Regions from separate parts of the Homo sapiens genome. Here region 1 is linked to region 2. Evidence: chromatin loops called from intact Hi-C (ENCODE). Cell type or tissue: dorsolateral prefrontal cortex. All regions are shown on one strand. Each heading gives the region's core, and the rest is flanking DNA. Links, peaks and the distances in the headings are about the cores only.

Evidence for each region. Peaks named below come from ENCODE experiments on the same cell type or tissue, not always from the same donor. Only the 100,000 strongest peaks of a DNase experiment are listed, where the experiment ranks them.
Region 1: it touches region 2 in a loop (2.6-fold over the local background); 46 of 110 quality-filtered maps call a loop at or near these places.

The regions. Positions count from the first base shown.
Region 1 is chr12:52,966,420-52,982,982 of GRCh38, reverse strand. No RefSeq gene overlaps it. Among named protein-coding and RNA genes, the nearest start is that of KRT18, 26 kb to the right of the region's middle. RefSeq lists enhancers at 9,907-10,832, 10,833-11,760. In dorsolateral prefrontal cortex, for the core only: no CTCF peak of the experiment used is centred there; a DNase peak (open chromatin) is centred at 6,532.
Region 2 is chr12:52,372,453-52,382,392 of GRCh38, reverse strand. KRT84 (keratin 84) reads left to right here. Exons shown (of 9, transcript NM_033045.4): 5 at 868-1,032; 6 at 1,188-1,313; 7 at 1,810-2,030; 8 at 2,486-2,517; 9 at 4,013-4,581. The coding sequence ends at 4,359. Among named protein-coding and RNA genes, the nearest start is that of KRT84, 8.2 kb to the left of the region's middle. RefSeq lists enhancers at 662-831, 7,853-8,022, 9,530-9,699 and a cis regulatory region at 9,614. In dorsolateral prefrontal cortex, for the core only: a CTCF peak has its summit at 2,004 (motif pointing left); a DNase peak (open chromatin) is centred at 1,972.

The DNA of each region.
Region 1 (16,563 bases), core at 5,469-7,968, 600 kb before region 2:
GTCTCACTCTGTTGCCCAGGCCGGAGTGCAGTGGTGCGATCTCAACTCACTGCAACCTCCGCCTCCTGGGTTCAAGCGATTCTCCTGCCTCGTCTCCTGAGTAGCTGGGACTATAGGCGTGCGCCACTATGCCTGGCAAATTTTTGTATTTTTAGTAGAGATGGGGTTTCACTGTGTTGGCCAGGCTGGTCTCGAACTCCTGACTTTGTGATCCGCCCACCTTGGCCTCCCAAAGTACTGGGATTACAGGCCTGAGCCACTGTACCCAGCCTCTCTTTTTTTTTTTTCCTTGAGATGGAGTCTCACTCTATCACCCAGGCTGGAGTGCAATGGTGCAATCTGGGCTCACTGCAATCTCTACCTCCCGGGTTCAAGCAATTCTCCTGCCTCAACCTCCTGAGAAGCTGGGATTACAGGCACCTGCCACCACGCCTGGCTAATTTTTGTATTTTTTTAGTAGAGATAGGGTTTCGCCATGTTGGCCAGGCTGGTCTCCAATTCCTGACCTCAGGTTATCCGCCCTCCTCAGCCTCCCAAAGTGCTGGGATTACAGGCGTGAGCCACCACGCCTGGCAGTTTCCTTTTTCATAACATGGGACCACTTATACTTACCTATCTTGGAAAGCTTAGGGATCATTTATTTCAAATCCTTAGCACAGTACCTGCCACACAGTAAGCACTTGAAGAGTGGTAGTTCTGTATAAAAGAGTTCATAGGCTGGGCCTGGTGGCTCACGCCTGTAATCCCAGCACTTTGGGAGGCTGAGGCAGGTGGATCACGAGGTCAGGAGATCAAGACCATCCTGGCTAACATGGTGAAACCCTGTCTGTACTAAAAATACAAAAAATTAGCCGGGCGTGGTGGCACGTGCCTGTGGTCCCAGCTACTCAGGAGGCTGAGGCAGGAGAATCACTTGAAACCTGGAGGCAGAGGTTGCAGTGAACCAAGATCATGCCACTGCACTCCAGCCTGGGTGACAGAGTGGGACTCTGTCTCAAAAAAATAAAAATAAAAAATAAAATAAAATAGTTCATAAACTGCAAAGCATTATATAAATATTAGGTATTATTATAAAGACATAGGTCGGGCGGGGGTGCAGGGGCTCACACCTGTAATCCCAGCACTTTGGGAGGCCGAGGCGGGCGGATCACGAGGTCAGGAGATTGAGACCATCCTGGCTAACACGGTGAAACCCTATCTCTGTCTAAAAATACAAAAAATTAGCTGGGCGTGGTGGCGGGTGCCTGTAGTCCCAGCTACTCGGGAGGCTGAGGCAGGAGAATGGCGTGAACCTGGAAGGCAGAGCTTGCAGTGGGCCGAGATCGTGCCACTGCACTCCAACCTGGGCTACAGAGCAAGATTCCGTCTCAAAAAAAAAAATAAAAAAAAAAATAAAGACATAGGTCGGGCATAGTGGCCCACACCTGTAATCCCAGCACTTTGGGAGGCTGAGGCGGGTGGATCACAAGGTCAGGAGTTTGAGACCAGTCTCAAAAAAAAAAAAAAAAGACATAAACACCAGATCAAAGACTGTGTAAATAGGACTGAGCCAATCTGGAGAAGCATTGTGCAGGAGGCAGCATGAAGGAGGATGAGAGGTGTGTCAGGGCAAGGGCAAATAGGGAAGGACCAGGAAACCCAGGGGGACACATGCCTGACATTCACAGGGCCAGTTCCTCGACTCCTGCACCATGATCACTGCCATTCTGTCTGTGCCGCTAGCATGGCCCTCCAGAATGAACTGCAAGCTTGCTTGAGGCTCTGGAGAGCTCTTACGTCCACTGACGTTGTTTAAGCTCCAAGAGGCTCTGATTCCATGAACTCTGCCAATGAGAAGGTTGAAAAGAAATTGGAAGTCAATGTGGATGGAGCAGCCGCCTATTAGCAAATTTGGCCAAATGGTGGTGCTATAAGCCAGAAAATCAAAGCCATTCTAGTAGCCAGGATGACTGGAACAATGGTCTCTGCACCTAGAAGGCCACCAGGGGGCAGAGGGAGGCAAGACTGCTTTTCTCAGGGACAGCTGGAGTCACCAAGTCAAAAAGGCCATCAGTGCCGGACGTGGTGGCTCACATGTGTAATCTCAGCACTTTGGGAGGCCGAGGCTTGAGGTCAAGAGTTCAAGACCAGCCTGGCCAACTTGGTGAAAGCCTGCCTCTACTAAAAATACAAGAAATTAGTCGGGCATGGTGGTGCGTACCTCGGGAGGCTGAGGCAGGAGAATAGCTTCAATCCAGGAGGTGGAGGTTGCGGTGAGCTGAGATCATGCCATTGCACTCCAGCTTGGGTGACAGATCGAGACTCCATCTCAAAAAAAAAAAAAATGCCATCAGAGTCATTTAATAAAACAAATGGCTATATTGATGCAGTGCCAGAAATAAAACAGAATAACTCAAACAGGTGCAGATCTTGCTATGAAATGCTTAAAGGGATAGGAGTCATTACAAAATGCTTAAAGGGATAGTTCAAGGGAGCTCTGCAGCCTCATCCCTTAACCTGCCCCCCTCACCATACAACTTGTTGCTATAAGTGTCACCCTGTCGCCATGGCTTTTCCTCCCTTCCTCTGTTCCCATACCTTCCCCATACTCATCAAGCTCCTTCTGTATACCAGAGCATTTAGCCAGAGCCTCGGAAGGTGAGGGAGAGATCGCTGATGAGGAGGTGGGAGGGAGCTAAGGGAGGAGTGTGTGTGTGGAGTGAATGGTGTGGCTGGAGGCTGGTCAGCAGGGGAGACTGCAAAAAGAGGAGCTGGAACACAGAGTCAGGGCACTGGCCATGGAGTCTGGATGCTTCCTGGGTCACGGAAGGGTTTTAAGTAGGTGAGGGATATTATGAGATCTAGTTTTATCTATTTATTATTTATTTATATATTTTTTAGAGGTGGTCTTGCTCTGTTGCCCAGGCTGGTCTCAAACTTCTGGGCTCAAGAGATTCTCCCACCTCAGTCTCCCAAGTAGCTGGGACCACTGGGCCTGGCACACATTTATTTTTATTTTTATTTATTTATTTTTTTGAGATGGAGTCTTGCTCTGTCACCCAGGCTGGAGAGTAGTGGCACCATCTTGGTTCACTGCACCCTCTGCCTCTTGGGTTCAAGTGATTCTCCTGCCTCAGCCTCCTGAGTAGCTGGGACTATGGGCACCTGCCACCATGCCCGGCTAATTTTTTTTTTTTTTTTGGTAGAGATGGGGTTTTGCCACATTGGCCAGGCTGGTTTTGAACTCCTGACCTCAGGTGATCCGCCCACTTTGGCTGGGATTACAGGTGTGAGCCACCAAGCCCGGCTGAGATTTATTTTTAAAGAAGACCATGTTGGCTGGTGTGTGGAGGAAGGCTGAGTGGTTACTGGTGGCCATGAGAAGACTTTCTGTTAGGAAGATGTTGCAGTGATAGTACAGAGGACAGATGCCTACAGCCTGGATGTGGGGTGTGGATGGGGAGAAAGGAATAGATTTGGACTTACTGTGGAAGTAGGGTTATTAATTTATTAGATCCATAGGGTAGACCAAGAGAGAAGGAGGTGTCAAATATGATTCCCAGGTTTCTGGCACAAGCAATTAGATGGATGGTGTGTCATTTACTAAGATGAACAAGAATTATGAAGCTGGTGGGAGCTAAGATCAATAATCCAGTTTTGAACAGGTTAAATTTGAGATGCCTAAGAGTCATCTAAAAAGAGGCATTAAGTAGAATATTCCATAGGCTGCTCTGGAGCTCACAAGAAAGGTCTGGTTGGACATCACAATCTGGAAGTCTTTGGTCTATAGAAGATGCAATTAAAACCAGGGCAAGGTATGAGATGACTCAAGAAAATAGTCCCTATTAATAAGAGAATAGGGGCCAGGACCCAGCCCTGAGGAACATCAACTTTATATCAGGTCAATTTATAGATCAGAAACATCAAGTTACAGACCATGTCAAGGAGGGTGAGTGGGGAAAAGGGACCGAGAAACTATAACTAGAGAAAAGCCTGGCACGAGGTGTCTGGGAGACTAGGAAGGAGAGTGTTTCAAGAAGGAGGGAGAGGCTGGGTGCTGTGGCTCATGCCTGTAATCCCAGCACTTTGGGAGGCCGAGGCAGGTGGATCACCTGAGGTCAGGAGTTCGAGACCAGCCTGGCTAACATGGTGAAACCCTGTCTCTACTAAAAATACAAAAAATTAGCCAGGTGTGGTGGCACACGCCTATAATCCCAGCTACTTGGAAGGCTGAGGCAAGAGAATCGCTTGAACCTGGGAGATGGAGGTTGCAGTGAGCCAAGATCATGCCACTGGACTCCAGCTTGGGCAACAAGAGTGAAACTCCATCTCAAAAAAAAAAAAAAAAAAAAAAGAAGGAGGGAGCATGCAGCTGCTGGAAGCTAAGTGGTCAAGGAACAAAAGGAATGTCAAGTGTCCATCGATTTCAACAACATGGAGGTCTCTGGGAACCTTGGCTAGTGCAGCTTCTGAGGAGCCATACGAGCTGAGCCAGCCTGGAGGGGCTGAAGAGTGAACTGGGTGAGGAAGGGGAAAGCCTGTGTGTAGACCTCTTTTGAGAATAATGTAAGGCCAGATGCAGTGACTCAAGCCTGTAACCCCAGCACTTTGGGAAGCCGAGGCAAGTGGATCACCTGAGGTCAGGAGTTTGAGACCAGCCTGACCAACATGATAAAACCCCATCTCCACTAAAAATACAAAATTAGCCAGGTGTGGTGGCGCATGCCTATAATCCCAGCTACTTGGGAGGCAGAGGCAGGAGAATCACTTGAACCCTGGAAGTGGAGGTTGCAGTGAGCCGAGATCGCGCCACTGCACTCCAGCCTGGGCAACAAGAGCAAAACTCTGTCTCAAACAACAACAACAACAACAACAACAACAACAACAAAACAACAACAAAACGAGAGAGAATGATGTAAGATGCTTAGCTATGAGAAGGAACAGAGAGCTGGCCAGGCGCAGTGGCTCACGCCTGTAATCCCAGCACTTTGGAAGGCTGAGGCGGGTGGATCACCTGAGGTCAGGAGTTCGAGACCAGCCTGGCCAATGTGGTGAAACACCATCTCTAGTAAAAATACAAAAATTAGCTGGGTGTGGTGGTGGGCACCTGTAATCCCAGCTACTCGTGAGGCTGAGGTAGGAGAATCACTTGAACCTGGGAGGCAGAGGCTGCAGTGAGCTGAGATCACACCATTGCACTCCTGCCTGGGTGACAGAGTGAGATTCCGTCTCAAAAAAAAAAAAAAAAAAAAAAGAGAGAAGGAACAGAGAGCTGCAAGGGAAGGTGGTCCAGGGAGCTTGTTTTCAGGTGGGCAACCCTGGAATTGTTGAGGGAGAGAAGAGAGAAGAGAGGGGGAGAAATCTCATGTGGGGGGGAGGGGAAAGGGTCAGCGGGTGGTATGAAGAGGGACTGGGTTCCAGACCTCTGCCCATGCTTTTTCCTCTACCTGTGATGCCCTTTCTGACCTCACTGCCTGCTCACCCTACAAGACAAGACTTTGTCTCTACCCACTCACAGCATGTTTAATAGCGGATCCTGGCTCTTACCATATGCTACTGAAGACAGAGACTATGACAGAAGTATAAGTCCCCCAGCACTGTGTCTGACACACATTTGGAGGACAGCCCGGGGCAGGGTGGGAGGTGAACGGTGAAGTGTCAGCACCCTGCCTGGACATTATGGTGGTGGAGTGAGGGCGATGTTTGAGGGGGTGAATGGCAGACTGACTGAGAGAATCTCAGCTGTTCCTCTCAGTGGCTCTTTCTAATACTTTTTAATTTTGTTTGTTTGTTTGTTTGTTTGTTTCCTGCAGGAGTGGAGCCCTGACAGTTCCCAGACCCTCTCACATACTCTCTCAAGGAATCCAGCTTAATGGATCAGCCCACTGTAGACAAAAAAACAGAAAACAGAAAATGGATCCAGAACCCAGACTCCCATCAGTCCCACCACATAGCCAGCAGGAGGTCAGGGGTGAGGGGGGCAGGCTGGGGTTTAGTGGGGGCCTGCATTCCTTTCTCTCTGCACGGCGGCAGGGCTTCTCAAGTATTCTCTAATTAAGATGAGAAGCAGAAGCAGGGGCTCTCTGGAATGTAAACAGCAGATAAGATCAGGCACCCTCCTCCCTGGGAAACTTCCATTTTCCTTCTTTTAGGATGGACACTGCATTCTTTCCCCGCTGCAGTCTTTGGCTCCCCAGTTCTTTCCATCCCCCCTCCCTCAGCCCTTGTCTCTGTCTTTGAGTCTCTGTCTGCATCCCTTATGGCTCCCTCATCTGGTACAGGGCTTGTGCATTGGAACCCAGAGGGGAACCTCTCATTTCATCAGTATATGGACATCTCCCAGGTTCAGGCTGGGAGTTTTTGACCCTTGCTATGGGCTTCTCTCTCCTGTCTCTTCTAGGAGGACAGAGCAGGCTCCATCATTGTACCAAGGCAATGTTCATTCAAATAAACAATGCCAGCCAACATGTGGGGCCAGGCACGCCAAGTACTAAAGGGACCATCTTGATGAGTGGTGCTCATAAGAGGTGTCAGAGGAGGAGACAGCATTGGCAGGCAGCCTGAGGGTGGCAGCCGAGTTACGGGGAAGGCTTCAGGGAGGAGGCGTGATTTGCACTGAGCCTTGAGGAAAACGTGGGATGCAGGACATGGAAGGGTGGGGAGAACTCCTGGCAGGAGGCAGTTTGGGAAACGTTGTTTGAGATTAGTTCAGGTGGAACAGTAGGTTTAGTGAAGGGCAGACGGGGCACTTGAGTAGGGAGGTGGATATGGGAGATGGAATGCAGGGGGAAGATCAGATTTTATGCTTTCAACAATGAGAGGCCATCACAGGTGTTTCAGGGGGGAGTCGTGATAGGGCAACAATGTGGATTTAAAGATAATTCTGGAAGCAAATTAGAGAGGTGCGGGGTGGAGAGGTGAAGGTCTCATGCTCTCTTATCCCCTGACTCCTCACCTTCAGCTGCTGCCACTGTCTCAAGGGGCCCAGAAGTACCTTGATGAAGATGCAGGATGGGTGGGATTGGGGAGCCATGAGACCCTCCCTCTCCTGGGATTCTTGACGCCCTGTGTCTATGCTTGGCCAGGGCTCTGTCCACAGTGGGGCTTGGACCTGAGTCCCTCCCTACCTCCCAGGTAGCACAGGACAGGATGAACCTTTCTGGGCCAGAGGGCCTGGCGCAGTCCAGGGAAGGATTCCGTACACTGCATGCCATGTGGCTTCTCCATGCTGGCACCTCAGCCCAACCCGGGACAGTGGGTGTGGGGAATGGAGAAGCGGGTGGGCCATAATTTGAGAGCAAGGGGGCTGGTCTGAAGCTTATGGGCCCATGGGGACATCCCAGAGGTTCAGTCCACCCACAGAGGTTCCCCAGAGTGTCTCCTTTCTCTCCTGTGACCCCCAGTCCCAGGCCTCACTGCCTTGGCCCCTCTCCCCCACAGAAGTCATGTCCTGGGAAGATAAAAGCACCAGAGTGCAGTCCTGCACTGCTTCCTGGGGGCCTCAGAGAATGCAGACAGAAGGATGGAGGAAGTGACCTCACTGGGATTATTCCACTGTGGCTGTTTGACTTCTGTCCAGGGATATCTCTCTGTGCAGCTGGGATGGGACCATTGGAGCGGCTATTACAGGAGGGAGATAAAATTCAGCAGAAGTGTTAGGATCTCAGCCCCTGGAGTTTTCTTCACCCATCTCTGCCTGCAGGCAGGCTACGTGCCTTTCTTCATGTCCTGGATCCCCGCCCACCCCATTTCTCCTGGACAGGACTGGAAAGGTGGAGGATGCTGGACCTGTCTCTGAGCTTGCTGTAGGAGTGCTATCTGAGCTTGCTGTAGGAGTGCTATCTGAAGCACTTCAGTCTTGAAGGGGGTCATCTGGCCCCTCTGCAACTCAGGAACAGTCCACTCATTCTTGTCTATCAGTGTGACGCCCACCCCTCCAGGAAGCCCCTCTCCCTGCTCCTTCTCCTCCCAGCCAGCCAGCCTGGCTCCTTCTCTGTAATCCTTGGAACAATCCTTTGTCTCTGGTGCCAAAACAGAGAGGACTCTGCTGGGCCTTGGCCCCGTGGGGTTTCCTGTGGATGGGTTGGCCTGGTGTTTGCCCAGCCACACCTTACACCTTTCAAGGACAGGGGCTGCGTCTCCTCCTCGGTGCCATCTGGCCATGGTTGAGGAGGGTGGGAGCCAATGTGAGGAGTGAGAAAGAGGGAGAGAGAGAGAGAGAGAAACAGACAAAGACACACACACACACACACACACACACACACACAGAGAGAGAGAGAGAGAGAGAGAGAGAGAGAGAGAACAGAGAGAGAACAGGGGCAGGAGCAGAAATACCCAGCTGGAGAGGGGAGGGCAGAGTGAGGACACAAACTCCTCCCACAGCCCCTGCCAGCCCTTGTTACCACTAACCCCGTACTGATTATATTCTGCTATTTGGTGTATAATTTGCATTTTGTGTATTATATGCATAGATGACTATAAGTTCCCCCTACCCCCTTTTTTTTTGAGATAGAGTCTTGCTCTGTCACCCAGGTTGGAGTGCAGTGGCGCTGTCTCGGCTCACTGCAACCTCTGCCTCCCAGGTTTAAGCGATTCTCAGCCTCCTGAGTAGGTGGGATTACAGGCACCTGCCACCACGCCCAGCTATTTTTTTGTATTTTTAGTAGAGATGGGGTTTCACCATGTTGGCCAGGCTGGTCTCGAACTCCTGACCTCAGGTGATCCACCCACCTTGGCCTCCCAAAGTACAGGCATGAGCCACCGCGCCTGGCCTTCCCCTCCCTTTTTAATTTTTAAAATAAAAAAAAAAAATTTTGTTTTTGAGACAGAATCTTGCTCTGTTGCCCAGGCTGGAGTGCAGTGGCTCGATCTTGGCTTATTGCAACCTCTGCCTCCCGGGTTCCTGCCTCAGCCTCCCTGGTAGCTGAGACTATAGGCGGCTGCAACTACGCCTGGCTAATTTTTTTGTATTTTTAGTAGAGATGGGGTTTCTCCTTCCTTCCTTCCTTCCCTCCTTCCTTCCTTCCTCCCTCCCTCCCTCCCTCCCTTCCTTCCTTCCTTCCCTCCTTCCTTCCTTCCTCCCTCCCTCCCTCCCTCCCTCCCTCCCTCCCTCCCTCCCTCCCTTCCTTCCTTCCTTCCTTCCTTCCTTCCTTCCTTCTTCCTTCTTTCCTTCCTTCCTTTCTTTTTTGAGATGGAGTCTCGTAATGTCACCCGGGCTGGAGTGCAATGGCACGATCTTGGCTCACTGCAATCTCCACCTCCTGGATTCATGGAATTCTCCTGCTTCAGCCTCCCGAGTAGCTGGGATTACAGGCACACACCACCACACCCAGCTAATTTTTTGTATTTTTAATAGAGATGGGGTTTCACTATGTTGGCCAGACTGGTCTTGAACTCCTGACCTCTTGATCTGCCCTCCTCGGCCTCCCAAAGTGCTGGGATTACAGGCGTGAGCCACCTCGCCCAGCCTAGAAATGGGGTTTCACCATGTTGGCCAGGCTGAACTCCTGACCTTAGGTGATCTGCCCACTTAGGCCTCCCAAAGTGCTGGGATTGCAGGCATAAGCCAACATCTCCCTTAATGTGTAACTCACATCATATCCAGGTGCTATTCCCTTGCCCATTCCCAGGGCCCTCATCCCCCATGCCTCCTTGAAGACTCCTTGAGTTCCTGCCCTGCTGTCTTTTAGGTCTGCTCCCAGGATGAAATCAGACTTGCTTGGTGAATTGGCAAATGCTCTGCAAACCCAAAGCCATTCTGGAGGTTGAGTTTATGGACTTGTGGAGGGAGGGGACTGTGTGGCACCCCATTCTGACTCTCTACCTAATTTACAAACCCCAGGCTGCTGCACTGGGATGAGGAGGAGGCGGCCTCCTGAGTGCAGGAGAGCACCTCAGAAAGTCCTTCATCTCAGCAAGCCTGCCTCCTTTGGCTTCCACGCTTCTGTCTGGTTGTACCCCTGGGAATCACAGAGAGTAGGTATAATTTATCTTCTCCTAAATGACAGACCTTCCGATATTTGGCATCATGGAAGGGAGGCCAGGTTCAGTGGCTCACGCCTGTAATCCCAGCATTTTGAGAAGCCAAGGCAGGAGGATCGCTTGAGCTCAAGAGTTTGAGATCAGCCTGGGTAACATGGTGAGACCTCGTCTCTACTAAAAATAAAAAAAAATTTAGCTGGGCATGGTGGTGCGTGTCTGTAGTCCCAGCTATTTGGGAAGTTGAAGCAGGAGATTGCATGGTGGTGCATGTCTGTAGTCCCAGCTATTTGGGAAGTTGAAGCAGGAGATTGCTTGAGCGTGGGAGGTCAAGGTTACAGTGAGCCGTGATCAAACAAGACTCTGTCTCAAAAAAAAAAAAAAAAAAAAAAAAAAAAGGTGCCGGGCGCAGTGGCTCACCCCTGTAATCCCAGCACTTTGGGAGGCCGAGGCGGGTGGATCACCTGAGGTCAGGAGTTTGAGACTAACCTGACCAACATGGAGAAACCCCGTCTCTACTAAAAATACAAAAATTAACTGGGCATGGTGGTGTGCGCCTGTAATCCCAGCTACTTGGGAGGCTGAGGCAGGAGAATCACTTGAACCCAGGAGGCAGAGGTTTCGGTGAGCCTAGATTGCGCCACTGCACTCCAGCCTGGGCAACAACAGCGAAACTCTGTCTCAAAAAAAAAGAAAGAAAGAAAGAAAGAAAGAAAATGGAAGGAATCTTAGAGGAGATCTAAGGCTAAATCTATATTTTGCTGATGAGGAAAACTGAGCCCAGAGAAGAAGAACCTTGTGAAAGTCACCGAAATGAGTCAGCCTGACCTAACCCAGGGCTCCTGACGCCCCAGGCAGCATTCTTTCCTCCCAAGCTTCTTTTCTCCAGGCCAAACTCTCTTCTGAAATCTCACTTTAATCTGCTCAGTTCAATTTTGCTTTTAATTATTTGTGTACTTTCTGTCTGTCCTTAACACGGTAATTTATACATTGTCTTGCCCACAGGGGTCTACCATGGTACAAGGTGGTCAAGAAACACTGAATAAAGGAACAATCAAAGTAGCCCACCCCCACTGAGTTCCTTAAGTATGCTGCATGCCTTAGTTCCTTTCGTCCCCACCCAGGGCTCCCAGGTGGGTTCCTCGCAATGATGAAGAAACCCAGGTGGGGAGATAAGTTGTTGCTCAAGCTCTGGCTGATGGAAGAGGTGGAGTCATCCTGGTGAGCAGCAGGCACACCCTGGGCTGCTGCGTGGTTGTGAAAGCCTAGAAACACTGCGCTTGTGCACCAGCTGGCGAAGAGGCACTGCCCTGAGCTATCCAAGTCCCCTACCCTGCCTTGTCTTCCTGGGACCCTCCCACCATCAGCTCTAAGGCCCTGTCTGTTCTGCCTGGCAGGGGCCTGTGCATCTCTTGGGGGAGTAGGCATTTCAGCTTGGAATTCTTTCACTCTAAACTTGGGCTTATGCTGCAGGCCCACAATCACTTAACCTAACCTGTAGGTCCAGATGACTCTCAGGATTCAGAATCTTTCAGATTTTACAAAGGAAATGTGGTACATAAAATGTATACTAAGGAAAACCACAGTGGGGAGGGGGGGATCTGTGGCACGTGTAATCATGGACTCAGTCTTATTAATATTGCTGCAGTGAAATGTATGAATATTCACACTAAATGGAATATATAAAAAGTATAAATAGGCTGAGCGCGGTGGCTCACGCCTGTAATCCCAGCACTTTGGGAGGCCCAGGTGGGCGGATCACCTAAGGTCGGGAGTTCAAGAGCAGCCTGACCAACATGGAGAAACCCCATCTCTACTAAAAATGCAAAATTAGCTAGGCACAGTGGTGCATGCCTGTAATCCCAGCTACTTGGGAGGCTGAGGCAGGAGAATTGCTTGAACCCAGGAGGCGGAGGTTGCGGTGAGCCGAGATCGTGCCATTGCGCTCCAGCCTGGGCAACAAGAACGAAACTTCGTCTCAAAAAAAAAAAAAAAAAAAAAAGTATAAATAACTTCATGTTAGGTTTTGCATGTGAGTTATGAAGAATTTTTGGTTTTCAGAGTTTTTTGGGGTTTGAAAGTATTAGATAAGGAATTGAACAATACTATAGAGCCTTTTAAGGGTGATTTTGTATTACTTGATAGGAGCTTGAAGAAGCCAGAGAACTTGTGTTGAAGGGCTGGGTTAGGGTGACAGAGGCCTGAAAGTGGTGGCAGATGAGTGACAGCTCCAGGGAACCCCAAGAAGGCTTTGATTTGACCACGGCTGTGACCATCCGGTCAACAGAAGTATGCCATAGTCCTGAGGTGCTCCTTGTGGCTGGGTCTGGTGCTAGACAGGGCTAAAGGCAGCACCAAAGTGGGCAGTAGGCCTTTGAGACCCCGACTGGACAGAGCCACACTCTTCAGGCAGGATGCTGTCTCCTTATCTAGGCTTGGGGTCTTGGGGCAGCCGGAGGGTTGGCATCCTTGATTATAGCCACAGGGATGAGACCTTTTTGTTTTGTGCTTTGGCTCAGCTCAGCCCCACTGCATGCCTGGCTGCTCCCACCAGCTCAAGATTATCTCTCTGGTGACGTGCTGCCTGGGGCTTGGCATGTACCCACCCCTGCGATCTTGCCCCTGCTGCAGCCAAGAGCAAAGTTTCAGTCTCTGGGACCCCAGCCAGACAACTCAAGGAGAGCCAATGAACTTGTATTTATGCAGTACCTACTAGCTGCCAGGCATGCAGCCAAGCCTTGGGGACTTTGTTCTCATTATTTTCTCACCTTTCCCACTGCACAAGTCTTAGCATCTCTCAGGTTTCACTTCTGCCACAAATCATGGCCATCATCCTCCCCGTGAACACCTGCAGCATTTACTGCCATGACATTCCTTGGCTTTGAATTAACCTCGTGACCTTTCTTGTATCTTTATGTTCTTAGGGCCGAACCTGAGGGTGGGGACCTGGGTCTAAGCTGTCCCACTGGTGGGCACCTTCCCTTCCTTTCCTGAACATTTTTGGAATGTAGGAGTGACCCCAGAGGAGGATTACAAAGCCCTTCTTCAAAGGAGAGGTTGAAAGTGGTGCCCGGGTTCTATAAACATTTGCACTGAGCATTCCTAAATGACAGGGAGATTTATAGTTTGAGTGCCTTCCCATTACGAAGACTGTTTAAGTGACTTGGGAAAGTTTCTTTAAAAAGAAAAAAAAATGGAGCAGATTAAGATGAGATTTTATTTTTCTTTTTTTCCTTAAAAAGAAAAAAAGGCTAGGCGAGGTGGCTCATGTCTGTAATCCAAAGGCTAGGTGAGGTGGCTCATGTCTGTAATCCCAGAACTTTGGGAGGCCGAGGTAGGTGGATCATTTGAGGTCAGGCGTTTGAGACCAGCTTGGCCAACGTGGTGAAATCCTTGTCTCTACTAAAAATACGAAAATTAGCTGGGCGTGGTGGTGCACACCTGTAATCCCAGCTACTGGAGAGGCTGAGGCGGGAGAATCGCTTGAATCTGGGAGGTGGAGGTTGCAGTGAGCTGAGAAGCCGAGACCACGCCACTACACTCCAGCCTGGGTGACAGAGTAAGACTCCGTCTCAAAAAAAAAAAAAAAAACAAATTCTTCCTGGGCTTTCTTAAAGCTGGGGTGTGTGTGAAGCGAAGCTGAGGAAGTTCAATTGTTCTCCCACTAAGTTCTCTTTCCTGGAACAAAGAGGACCTGCAAAGAGAGTGAGAGGACTGCTGGCATCTTGAAATATTCTTCTACTCTCCTTTGTCCTCTTTTCCTTGGGTGAGGCATGCAGAGACTCCTCTTGGTTTGTTATTTGCTCATTTATTTGTTCATTCATTTGCTTATTCATTCAAAAGCTAGTAAGAGAAGATTGTTAAATTTGAAAATTTTGCTTCCCAGAATTAAACCATTTTAAATCAACCATGACAGCAGTATTTATACCTTGGATATTGGCAAATGCTATAGGTTATTAAATAAAATAAAATAACATTTTATTTACAATTTAATAAAAATTACAATTTCAAATTTTTGTCTTTAAAAAAGAAAATAACAACCTGCTGTTTATGTGTTGGAATTGTGTTATGTATCAGGGCATAAGAGTGAACAAGATAGTCCAGTCTCTGCTCAAAGGGAGCTTACAGTCTGGTGCTGCACTGTCCTGTCCAATCTGGTAGCCATTAGCTACTAGCTACTGCTGTGGTTATTAATTTATTTTTTAAAGTTTTTAATTTTGGCTGAGTCTGGTGGCTCATGCCTGTAATCCCAGCGCTTTGGGAGGCCGAGGCAGGTGGATCACCTGAGGTTAGGAGTTCGAGACCAGTCTGGCCAACATGGCGAAACCCCGTCTCTACTCCAAATCCAAAAAAAAAAAAAAAAAAAAAAAATTAGCCAGGTGTGGTGGTGGGCGCCTGTAATCCCAACTACTCGGAAGACTGAGGCAGGAGAATCACTTGAACCTGGGAGGCGGAGGTTGCAGTGAGCCGAGATTGAGCCAGTGCACTCCAGCCTGGGCAACAAGAGTGAAACTCTGTCTCAAAAAAAAAAAAGTTTTTAATTTTTGTGGGTACCCAGTATGTGTATCTATTTTAGGGTACACGAGATATTTTGATACAGGCATACAATGCATAATAATCTCATCAGGGCATCCATCACTTCAAGCATTTATCCTTTATGTTACAAACAATCCAATTATACTCTTTTAGTTATTTTTAAATGTACAATAATTTATTTTTTTTGAGACGGAGTCTTGCTCCATTGCCCAGGCTGGAGTGCAATGGCATGATCTTGGCTCACTGCAACCTCTGCCTCTCGGGTTCAAGCAATTCCCCTGCCTCAGCCTCCCGAGTAGCTGGGATTACAGGCATGCACCACCATGCCTGGCTAATTTTTGTATTTTTAGTAGAGACGGGGTTTTACCATGTTGGTCAGGCACGTCTTGAACTCCTGTCCTTGTGATCTGCCCGCCTCAGCCTTCCAAAGTGCTGGGATTACAGGCATGAGCCACTGCACCCAGCCTTAGGCTGGTGCTTTTTAAACTTTTTTTGCTTCTGGGGAGTGGGTGATAGGGAAAGTTCTGCCAGCCTGGGAGGGGCCCACTAGAGCCTGCTGCTCCAGTGTGGATTGTGGGGAGAGGAAAAGGAACTGTGTGCTTTGGGCCCAGATCACTGGAGTGCCCTGAGTCTCTGAGAAGTTTACCCTACATCCCTCCTGTGGCAGCACCATCCACTTCACCAGGATCTGACCAGGGCCTTCAGGGGGACACAGCCTCCCCGGATCTGAGCATCACTATCATTCTAATTCCTTGGGCTGTTTCTGTGTAGATAATTATTTTCCAGCTCATTCAGGCAGGTGAGGTTGAGGCCAGCAGTGCAGCTAAATCCTTACACCGTGACTGGGGCTGCTTTTATACAGGTTAGGGGAAGAATAATCACTTATGGCTGAAATCTAATGGAAGAGGGAGTTCTGTGTAACTCTAGTGGGCAGAGCTGAGTTTAGAAGGTTAGTAGGAGGCAGATTTCAGCCCAGTAGAAGGAACAATAATGTTCCAGTAATTATACAATTATTATCCAACAGGGGCTATACTGTCATAAATTCTTCAAACGGAGGCCAGATGTTAGGAAGGCCACAAAGAGGATTCCTACTGGGAGAGGCCAAACTTGAACCATCTGTTTATTTATTTTATTTTATTTATTTATTTTTTTGAGAATGGAGTTTCACTCTTGTCACCCAGGCTGGAGTGCAATGGCACAAACTTGGCTCACTGCAACCTCCGCCTCCCGGGTTCAGGTGATTCTTTTGCCTCAGCCTCCCAAGTAGCTAGGATTACAGGCATGCACCACCACGCCTGGCTAATTTTGTATTTTTAGTAGAGACGGGGTTTCTCTATGTTGGTCAGGCTGGTCTCGAACTCTTGACCTCAGGTGATCCACCCACCTCGGCCTCCCAAAGTGCTGGGATCAGAGGTGTGAGCCACCACACCGAGCTGGTAAGTATATTTTTATTTTTATTACTATTTTTTTTGAGACAGAGTCTTGCTCTGTTGCCCAAGGCTGGAGTGCAATGGCAAGATTTCAGCTCACTGCAAACTCCGCCTCCCAGGTTCAAGCAATTCTTCTGCCTCAACCTCCCAAGTAGCTGGGAATACAGGCGCATGCCACCACGCCTGGCTATTTTTTTTTTTTTTTTGTATTTTTAGTAGAGACAGGGTTTCACCATATTGGCCAGGCTGGTCTTGAACTCGTGACCTCGTGATCCGCCCGCCTCAGCCTCCCAAAGTGTTGGGATTACAGGCGTGAGCCACCGCGCTGGGAGGTGTATTTTTAAACTTAGAAAAAACGGCCCAACTGTTTTCCAAAGTAGTTGTACACGTTTTGTATTCCCACCAGCAACATATGAGGGTTTCATTGCTCTGCATTCTACTTATTTATTTATTTATCTTTGTGACAAGATCTCACTCTGTCACCCAGGCTGGAGTGCAGTGGTGCAAACATGGGTCACTGCAGCCTCAACCTCTGGGGCTCAGGCAATCCTCCCGTCTGGGCCCCTTGTGTAGCTGGGACCAAAGGCACACGCGACCACGCCAGGTGAATTTTAAAATTTTTTGTAGAGATGGAGTCTTA
Region 2 (9,940 bases), core at 1,017-3,516:
GGCCTGGACTCCCTGAATGCTTAGCCTGGGCTAGCATATTTTCAAACATTTGCTATCATATATCTTTCCTCTCACTCAAATCTGTATGCTATATATGCCAATATGTCTTCAAATGGGGAAGGGAAGGTGAGCAGGCTTTTCAGCAGCCTGATGCAAGTCAAACTCCTTGGATCTATGATCCAACTCCTTATTTACCAATTTAAAGACTGGGATCTAGAAATGTCACTTCCTGTGTACTGACAAGAAGACTGAAAAATTGATTTGCCAGGAGAGGTAAGAAAAAATGTGTTTGACCTAATTAGCCAAACCAGCTGTCTTTTGCTTCATAAACAATCTGTCCAGTCTGGTATAGGCCCAGCCAGAGCTGAATTGCTAGCTCTAAGTGAAGAGGCTGAGGAAAGCCTCCTCTGGAACTCTCTTTGCAGGCCAGTCCCAAGCCCCTCAGTTCTTCTATTAAGGGCTTGGGATATAGGAATTCCTAGACCACCATGTGCTAAAATATTGTCAGGTCTCAACGGTCTGTGACCAGCCCAGCCACTTTGTAGATAATCTAAGAAAAGTTTAAGCCCTAGAGTGGCTCCCACTTTCTTCCACCATGTTCTTAGATCCCCATGGTTTTAATACTTACTGAGCAAAGTAGTGTGTTAAAGGGATGTTTCTGAGTAGATCACAAGAGCTCTAAAGTCAGCCTGAGATGGTTCTCAGACATGTCTTTTTCTTTATCATCAATTTAGATGGTCTTGCTTTTTTATGAACCAATGAGTGATGCTCTCTGCCCCTGGCACCACTTCCTGGGCCCCCTGTGGCAGAGTCCCAGCTACTAAATGAGACTCTAAGCACATCTGTCTCCCCAATCCTCCAACACAGGAAATCCAGTTGCTGCAGTCGCACATCTCAGAGACGTCGGTCATTGTGAAGATGGACAACAGCCGTGACCTGAACCTTGATGGGATCATTGCTGAGGTCAAGGCCCAGTATGAGGAGGTGGCCAGGCGCAGCCGGGCTGATGCTGAGGCCTGGTACCAGACCAAGGTGGGCAGTGGAGGCTGGGGAAGGGATGTAGGCAGCTCTGGGAATGACTCATATATAACAGATCAGGCCCAGGGAGGTTTGAAGCCCCCAACTCAGTGGGGGCTGTGATCCTGACCTGACCTCCGAACCCTCAAAATACCCTCCTCTCTCCGCAGTATGAAGAGATGCAGGTGACAGCTGGCCAACACTGTGACAACCTGCGCAACATACGGAACGAGATCAACGAACTGACCCGCCTGATCCAGAGGCTTAAGGCAGAGATTGAGCACGCCAAGGCTCAGGTGGGCAAAGGAAAGGAGGGAAAGCCTCAGATGAGGGAGAACCAGGGCCTCAGGCTTTGGGAACCCCCAAGTCTAATGAGGTGAGGGAGACCATCAAGACCCAGAAACCAAGGAATGGAGGGATCAGTCCAGGAAGGCTTTCTGGAGGATAAAAATATGGAAGGGAAGGAGAGCTTCCCACATAGAAGTAAAGGGCTAGAGCAGACCCAGCAGGGAAGGTGGTACAGAAAGAATAAATTTACCCTCTAGATGCCATGACTCTGGGGCAGCTGAAATCAGCAGTGACAAAGTCAGTGGGGATGGAAACAACAGCAATGCCCTACCCCATAGTGACATCAAACTACAGGGTCTCCAGTGCCTGGGAAAGCAGCCACCATGGGGTCCATCCCTGCCTTGGCCCCAGGCTATGTTCCCACTAAGAGGGGCCGTGTTTCTAACCCAACCTGGGGATGCCCTGGCACTGCCGAAGCCTACCTGCAAACTGCCTTCCCTGCAGCGTGCCAAGTTGGAGGCTGCAGTGGCCGAGGCCGAGCAGCAGGGCGAGGCGACCCTCAGTGATGCCAAATGCAAGCTGGCAGATCTGGAGTGTGCCCTGCAGCAGGCCAAGCAGGACATGGCGCGGCAGCTGTGCGAGTACCAGGAGCTGATGAATGCCAAGCTGGGCCTGGACATCGAGATCGCCACCTACAGGCGCCTGCTGGAGGGCGAGGAGAGCCGGTGAGTACTCTCAGTCCAGCAGGAGAGTGAAGTCAGACTTAGGCATCTAGAAAGACTAAGGAAGAGAAGGGGACAGTGAAGAACTGCAGAAATACATAGTCTTTAAAGATGACAATACCTTCTCTGCAAACATTAGTTGCATTGCCCTTGTCAGGGAATCAGAAGAAGGCTCTAGACCTGTGATTCTCAAATGCAAGTCTAGATAAGCTGCACCAGAATCATTAGTAATTTTGCTAAAATTACTACTAATGATAAATTTCCTTAAATATTTTAATCTAATGGTTTTGGGATAGGGTCTAAGAACGTGTTTTTCAACGCTCCCCAGATGTGTGTATAACCAGGGGTGAGAACTACTGCTCCACAGATCTACTCAAACAAGAAAGCCCTTTTTATGGCAAATAGGTTTTCAGGAAACAATAGTGCATGTGAAATGATTTGTTTCTTCCCCTTTCCAGGCTCTGTGAAGGTGTTGGACCAGTAAACATATGTAAGAAACTTGTTTTTTCCTCTTCACACATTTCTCTCCTCTTCAAACTTCCTTTAAACTCAGGCTCACACTGGGGTCAGGAGGCGTCCGACATGGCCGGTCTGGCCACGACAGTCAGGGGAGCTGGGACCATCCAGCCCTGGATGGGGAGCATCTTCTTAGCTGAGGTCTGAGATCTCCCCAGAGCCTGCCTTCCCCAGAGCAAAACATTCATAAAGGTTTTCAAGGCCTCCAAAGTGGAGGACAGCCAGCTTTTTTGCTTTGAGCGGCCTTGTCCTTCAAGGGAACTTAGAAGGACTTAGAAGGACTGGGACTTAGAAGGAATGGGACGCCTCTGCCAGGGGAGCCTCTCATCCCCTGATGGCAGGGAACGCAATAAGGCCAAATGGAAGTCTCCCCACTGCTGCAGCCGAAGCATGGGTTGTACCCAAAGCACGCAGGGCAGTGTGCCGGGCATGGCAGTCTGGGGACACTGGCAAGGCAAGACCCAGCCCACGCTCTCTAGAAATAGAATCTTCTTGAGAAGATGAGTCCTAGCCACCATCAACCTAACACTGGAAGGATCCCTGGGGAGAAAAGCGGATACTGGCATCCCTGTTTTGCCCACTCAGAGAAAGTACATGATTTGCCAGAACTTACAAAGCGAACCAGATTTCAAACCCAGATTTCTGACTCCAAAAACACAAATGAACACTGACGTGTAGTGGAACCGAGTGCTAAACTGGGTGGGTCAGACAGTCAGAGCTACATGTACTTGGAAGACAGTGTCCCTTCCCACTCCCATGGAGGCGGTGAGTGGTCAGGGGAAGCCACAGGCAATGGCTTTCTGCAGGAGGTCAAGCTTGAGTGAACATCATGGATGGCAGGAAGGATTCTGGGTAAGATGAAAGGGCAGGAAAGAGTGTACCCCTCCATGGATGGGGCTGGTCTAGCAAGCTCTTCTGTGGATTTGAGTCCTGAGGCATGGAGTTGTGTCCAAGGGAGAGCAGAGGGCTACAGAGCACAGCCACCAGTGGGTCAGGAGAGAGGCGACAAGGGACTAGTGTTGGAGGGGTTTCCTGTGTGCTGGGCTAGGGGAAATATGGAGACCACCAAGGGGCATAATACAACTGGAAGAGAAAAGGCCCATGGCTTTGTGGAAGCTGCTGTTCCAGCTGTCTGGATAATCCAGCTCACTACCTACATCTCACAACCCAACTTGACTTTAGCCGTATATAAATGACAGTCAACCTATGGATGCATGCAAACATCTGGGGAATTGGATGAAGTCGTCATTTTCATCTGAATGTTTGATTTTAATGTAGTCACAGTCTTTGAGCCATCCAGAGAGGGAAAAAGTGTATACTGACTGTATAGACAATAGGGACCACTTCCCCAGATGCCACAACCCTGACCCCACTCCCTCCCCACCAGACCCGGAGGTGCAGCCCAGGGGTAGCATGGAGGTGGAGGGCCCTGGTGTCGGCAGCCTCCCTGATGCTTTCTTTCTCCGCAGCCGTCAGCAGCTCCCGGGGCGGCCTGGTGTGCGGGCCTGAGCCTTTGGTTGCCGGCTCCACCCTCTCCCGCGGCGGGGTCACCTTCTCAGGTAGCAGCAGCGTCTGTGCCACCAGTGGGGTCCTGGCTTCCTGTGGCCCCAGCCTGGGTGGAGCCCGGGTCGCCCCGGCCACTGGGGACCTGCTGAGCACTGGCACAAGGAGTGGCTCCATGCTCATCAGCGAGGCCTGTGTCCCCAGCGTCCCCTGCCCCCTGCCCACCCAGGGGGGCTTCAGCAGCTGCAGCGGCGGCCGCAGCTCCAGCGTCCGCTTTGTGTCCACCACCACCTCCTGCCGGACCAAGTACTGAGAGCCCAGCCCCAGACAGCTGCTGCCCAGAGAAGAACCAGCTCCACGGCTCCTGCTTCTGCCCCCAGGGTTCGTGGGCTCTGGGCTTGACGGTCTCCAGCTCCCCTTTCTGCCAGGAAGCCACCCCTTAGCACTCCCCCGATTATTCTGCCTGGCCCCATGTCCTCTTGGAGGATTTTTCTGCCATGTAGATGCTCCATTAGCAGTTCCAGCTAAGCTGGCTTCTCCCTGCCTCCCAATTTCTGTCCTTTGGATCACTCCTCTCCCTGTCAGCAACAGCCTGGAGAAATGCACATTCCGTGCAATAACAACAATCCACCCAGTGCCCTCACCACCCGTGGCTTTGGGTTAATTTGGAGAATGGAGTTGACCGTCCACACTGCAGGCATCCTTAACTCCACATCCTTCACTTCCTTCTTCTTCCTTTCTCTGGTAGGAGAAGGTTCTTTCCTTCTCTCCCTGATGAAGGGGATCCCAGTCCTTGGTGGCCCCAGGCTCCCTAAACCCCGAGATGGCTTTTCTCCCAGTGGCTTCTCTCCGGCTGTTTCTCTTCCTGGGTTGTTGGTGTAACTCCAGCATGCAAGTCCACGAGGTGGGGTGCAGGCGGACAGGCGGGCTTTGCAATGATCCCCGTACTCCTGCCCCTGCTCGTGGTGTGAGGCCCAGCCCTGTCCACTGCAGGGTTGTGTCTGCAAGCTCCAAGGAGGCCTGGGGGTTGGGTGGGGTGGGCTGCCTGTGTGCACTACTCTTTGTGTTCCTGGGTTTTCAATAAACTTGCCAAGCTCACCTCACAGGGACTCTGGCCTCTCCTTCTGGATCACACTGGGGTTGGAGGAGTTGCCTCCTAGACTCCACCAGATCACAGCCTGCCTAGCTGAGGTAGGGCAGAGACTGGTGTCCTGGGCACAGGGAAGGCACTGAGGAAAGAGGGCCCAGGCCATTCGCTGGAGGGACTGACAGTTCTGCAGGGCATAGGAGAGGTAGCAAAGGCTCCAAAAACAAGTGGCAGCCAGCCCACTGCCCACTTCCCCCCACCACTGGGAATAGCCTTGTGCTCAGAGGCACCCTCCCCTGACCAAAGTGAACCCTGCCATCTGTTGCTCCCCAGGTCTCACCCACCCTCAGTTCCCCCAGTTCATCAGTTCATTATAGGTCCTTCCTGGTCTTTCTGTTCCCACTCGTGTCTCCATCCAACTCATTCATCACGATGCTGCTAGAAAGGCCTTTCTCACATAAAAAACTGACTGTGGTTCCCCGCAGCTCATATCCTTCGGTAGCTCCCCGTTGCCTCCCAGAAATAGCCCAAGCTCCTTAACATGGCATACAAGCCCTGTGTGATCTGCCCGTAGACTTCCACCTCCAGCCATCCCCTCCACACAGCCCACTGCCCACCTCTCATCTTTTGTCTATTCATCCAACAAACATTTGAGAAGTGCCTACCACATACCAGGCATGATGCTGGGAAAATGGTAATTGACAAGATTCAATTCCGGCCCTCAAAGAGCTTACAGTCCTGTCTGATAGATGGACAAGTGCACATGTCTGATAGATGGACAAGTGCATAAGCACTTGACTCAATATGCTAAGTACTATATTAAAAGCAGAACTCATGCTGTACTACCCAGACAAGAGGCCCCGCCCAGACTTGGGGCAACATTAAATGCTTCCTGAAGGATATAATGTCCCAGCAGAGGTGTGAAGGATGATGAATTAGCCATACTAAGAAGGAAGAAGTGTCCCAAGCAGAGGCAACAACAGCATGTGCAAAAACCAAGACGTTGGAGAGAGCAGAAGTTTGAGGATTTGCCTGGAGTTGAAATTGGCCATGACTATAGCATAGAGTGCAAGACATAGCGTCAGGTGGGGACAGGAGTCAGCCAAGGCACAGTCACGAACAGCACAGCTCCATTGGGGCACATGTCTCATAGTAGGAATGGTTTGCTGGTCAGCCTCACTCCAAGACAGTTCTTCTGAGGGAGCAGGAAGCACATCTCTCATTTTTATATGTTCTGCATTGCCAAGACCCCAGCCAGCACCCTGAGGATGTAGAGGTTGCCCTGCTCACAGCCTCAGGCCCTGCATGATGGTGGGGTCACCAGCCACTGGCCCTCCTGCTTCCAGGAGCTCATGACTTCCCACCTCATCTTCTACGTGCAAAGTCACACACACCCCTTGGGGGCAATTTTAATATTTGACATTTTTTAAGTCATTGATGGGCCCATAACAAAAAGAAGTAGACAAAGGAGAGTCAATAACTTGAAGACAGATCAATAGAAATTATCCAATCTGAAGAATAAAGAGAACATAAGATTTTTTTAAAGTTTTTTTTAAGCTAGAGGAAAATAACACATTACATATAGGGGAATAATCGTTCAAATTATCATAGATTTCTCATCAGAAACCATGAAAGACAGACGATGGTGGCACATCACATTTAAAGTGCCAAGGGTTGTGGAGGGGGGAGGGACTGTAAACACAGAATTCTACAGCCAGCAAAAGTCTCCTTCAGAAGCAAAGGCAAAAAGAAAACAAAACCAACAAAGAAACAAAAAGACATTCTCAGACGAAGGAAAACTAAGAGAATTTGCCATTTGCAGACTTGCTCTAAAAGGAAACGATATCAGAGAGAAACGTAATTTCAGGAATAAAGGAAGAACAACAGAAATGGTAAATATCTGGGTAAATATAAAATTTATTTTTGTTTCTTTTATGTTCTTTAAAATGTATATGACTATTGAAAATAAAAATGATAACTAGTGATGGGGTTTTAATTTATATAGATGCAATATCTATGATGACTGTCACATAAACTGGGGAAGGTAAACGTAAGTGATAAAATATCACCTCTAAGTAGACTGTGAAAAAGTAGATTACATACATTGTATCTCTAGAGTAGCCACTAAAAAGTAATACATAGAGATACACTCAAAAATCAATAGAGGTCAGGCGTGGTGGCTGACGCCTGCAATCTTAACACTGTAGGAGGCTGAGGCAGGAGAATCACTTGAGCACAGAAGTTCGAGACCAGCCTTGGTAATATCAGAAGACCCTTTCTCTGCAAAAATAAGAATAATTATAATAATAAATAAGTTTTTTAAGTCATAGATCAAAGGAAAATATATTAATATCTAAATAATCCAAAGAAGATAAAAAAGAATAGAGAAACATCAGAAAGGCCAAAAAGAAAACAAATAATAAAATCACAGACCTTAAATAAAACAATATTAATAATTACATATAGCATAAATGGTCGAAACACACTGTCAGGGAGAAAAAGCTTTCCTTTACCCACTTAGTTTTAGTGCTTGGAGTCTGTGAATTAAGATGACCAAAGACAGATTAACAGAAGGAAAGTTTAATGCCTACTGTCACTGTCTTTGGTAATTTGTGTCACTTTCAATCAACCTCATTTACTTGACATTTATAGAGCACACCACCCCAAACAGAAAAGTATACATTCTTTTCAAGTGATAATAGGGAACATTCACCAAGATAGACCTTGTAAATTATGTAGCCAGTCCTGCCTGAATAGCTCTATATCTAGTAAGTGTGCACTGAATGTACAGTTTTAAACCTTCCCACAGAGAAGAATTCAGGCCTAAGCATTTTCACTTGTGAATTCTACCAAACATTTAAGAAAGAATTCAACCCAAACTCTTCCAGAAAACATAAGAGAAGGGAAAACGTCTCAATTCTTTTTGAGACCAGCATTACCCTGCACCAAAACCCAATGACATTATAAGAAAAGAAAGCTATAAACTAGTATCCTTAATGAACAGAAATGAAAAAATCTTCAGCAAGGCATTAGTAAAGTAAGCACAGTAACAAATGAAAGGATAGTATATCATAACCAATGACAGTTTAGCCTGGGAATGCAAGGTTGGTTCAACTTTCAAAAGTCTATTAATGTAATTCATGATATCAACAGACTAAATAGGAGAAACAGTATAATTATCTTGACAGATGCAGAAAAAGCATTTGACAAAATTTAACATCCATTCTTGGCTTAAAAGAGAGAGAACTCTCAGCAAACTAGAAATTGAAGGGAACTTTCTTAGCCTGGCAAATGAAATCTAAAAAAAAAAAAACCTACAGCTGACAGCATACTTAATGGTAAAAGACTGAATGCTTTCTCTCTAAGATTAGATACAAAATAAAGAAGTCTGCTTACACCACTCTTAGTATTGTACAAGCTGTCCTGGCCACTGAACTAAGGCAAAAATATACAGGTTGGAAAGGAAGAAATACAGCTCAGAAGTCTTCATTTTCTATATAGAAAATTCTAGGAAATCTTTATTTAAATATCTACTAGAGCTAATAAGTGACTTTAGGAAGGTTGCAGGATGCAAGGTCAATATACAGAAATCAATTGTATTTCTATACACCAGCAATGGAAATTAAAAAATTGTTGAAATATCATTTCCAATAGTACCATTTAATTCCAAAGGATAAATACTTAGGCATAAACCTTTAAAAAGTATATGAGGATCTGTATGCTGAAAACTACAAAACATTAATGAAAGAAATCAAAGAAAACTTAAATAAATAGAAAGATATACTGTGTTAATGAGCTGGAAGACTCAATATTATTAATATGTCAGTTATCTCCCAGAGATGACATAGGGGTCAAACCCATGGACAAGGGCACAGGCAGACCTGAGTTCAATCCCAGGTCTTCCACTTACTGGCTGCGTGACCAAAGGTAATGAGAGGTAACAATAATACCTAACATATGTTGAACTGAGTAGTGTTCCAAATAATTCTCACAGGTTAACTCATTTTATTCTTTCAATATCCTTAGGTGGTAGGTGCTTTTATTATTTCCCATTTGACAGATGACAAAACTGAGGCCCAGAGAGGTTAAATAAGTGGTGAGGCACAGGAGCTCTGACTCCTGAGCCCATGCTCACCACCACTGTGCTGTTCTGCCTGTCACGTAATCTCAATACGCCTCTTGCCTCATTTGTAAAATGGAAAAATATGTCGTACCTCAAAGAGATGTGGGGATGACATGCAATGGTAATCCAAGGTGCTTGGCACTCAACCTGGCCCACAGTGGGTACACAATTGCTTCAGTAGTGGTGGTGGTGGTGGTGTTTCTCTTTTGTCAATGAACAATAGCTTTGTCAGCAGCTCAGCCACTCCAGTACCAACCACAGGTGGATGCAGAAGCGTCAGGGACTGTCTCCAGCTTCCAAAGATCTGGAAACCAGAGCCAGCTGCAGGCAGATCCCTGGCCTTCTCTGCTTCTGCCACGACTGAACTGCTGCCAGGCCAGCTGTGGGAATTTGCTGCCCTCTTCTGGCCACCAACTTCGGACAAGAAGGCGTAGGAGATTTTCAAAGCAGGCTACCAGCAGGATTGGCTTGTGCAATATAGCAAGGAGAGGAGGGAGCTTAGAGTCTTGTAAAACCATTTTGTTTTTCTCCAGATTTGTAATTAGGACACAAACATAAAAACAATAAGTAACAGCTTTTAAAAATAAATCTATCTCCTTTCTCACCAGCCCAACCCAGCCGTTTTCACCGTTCTGTGTTCTTTGTCTCCATGGGTATTCAGAAAACCACAGCCTTGAAGCAGGA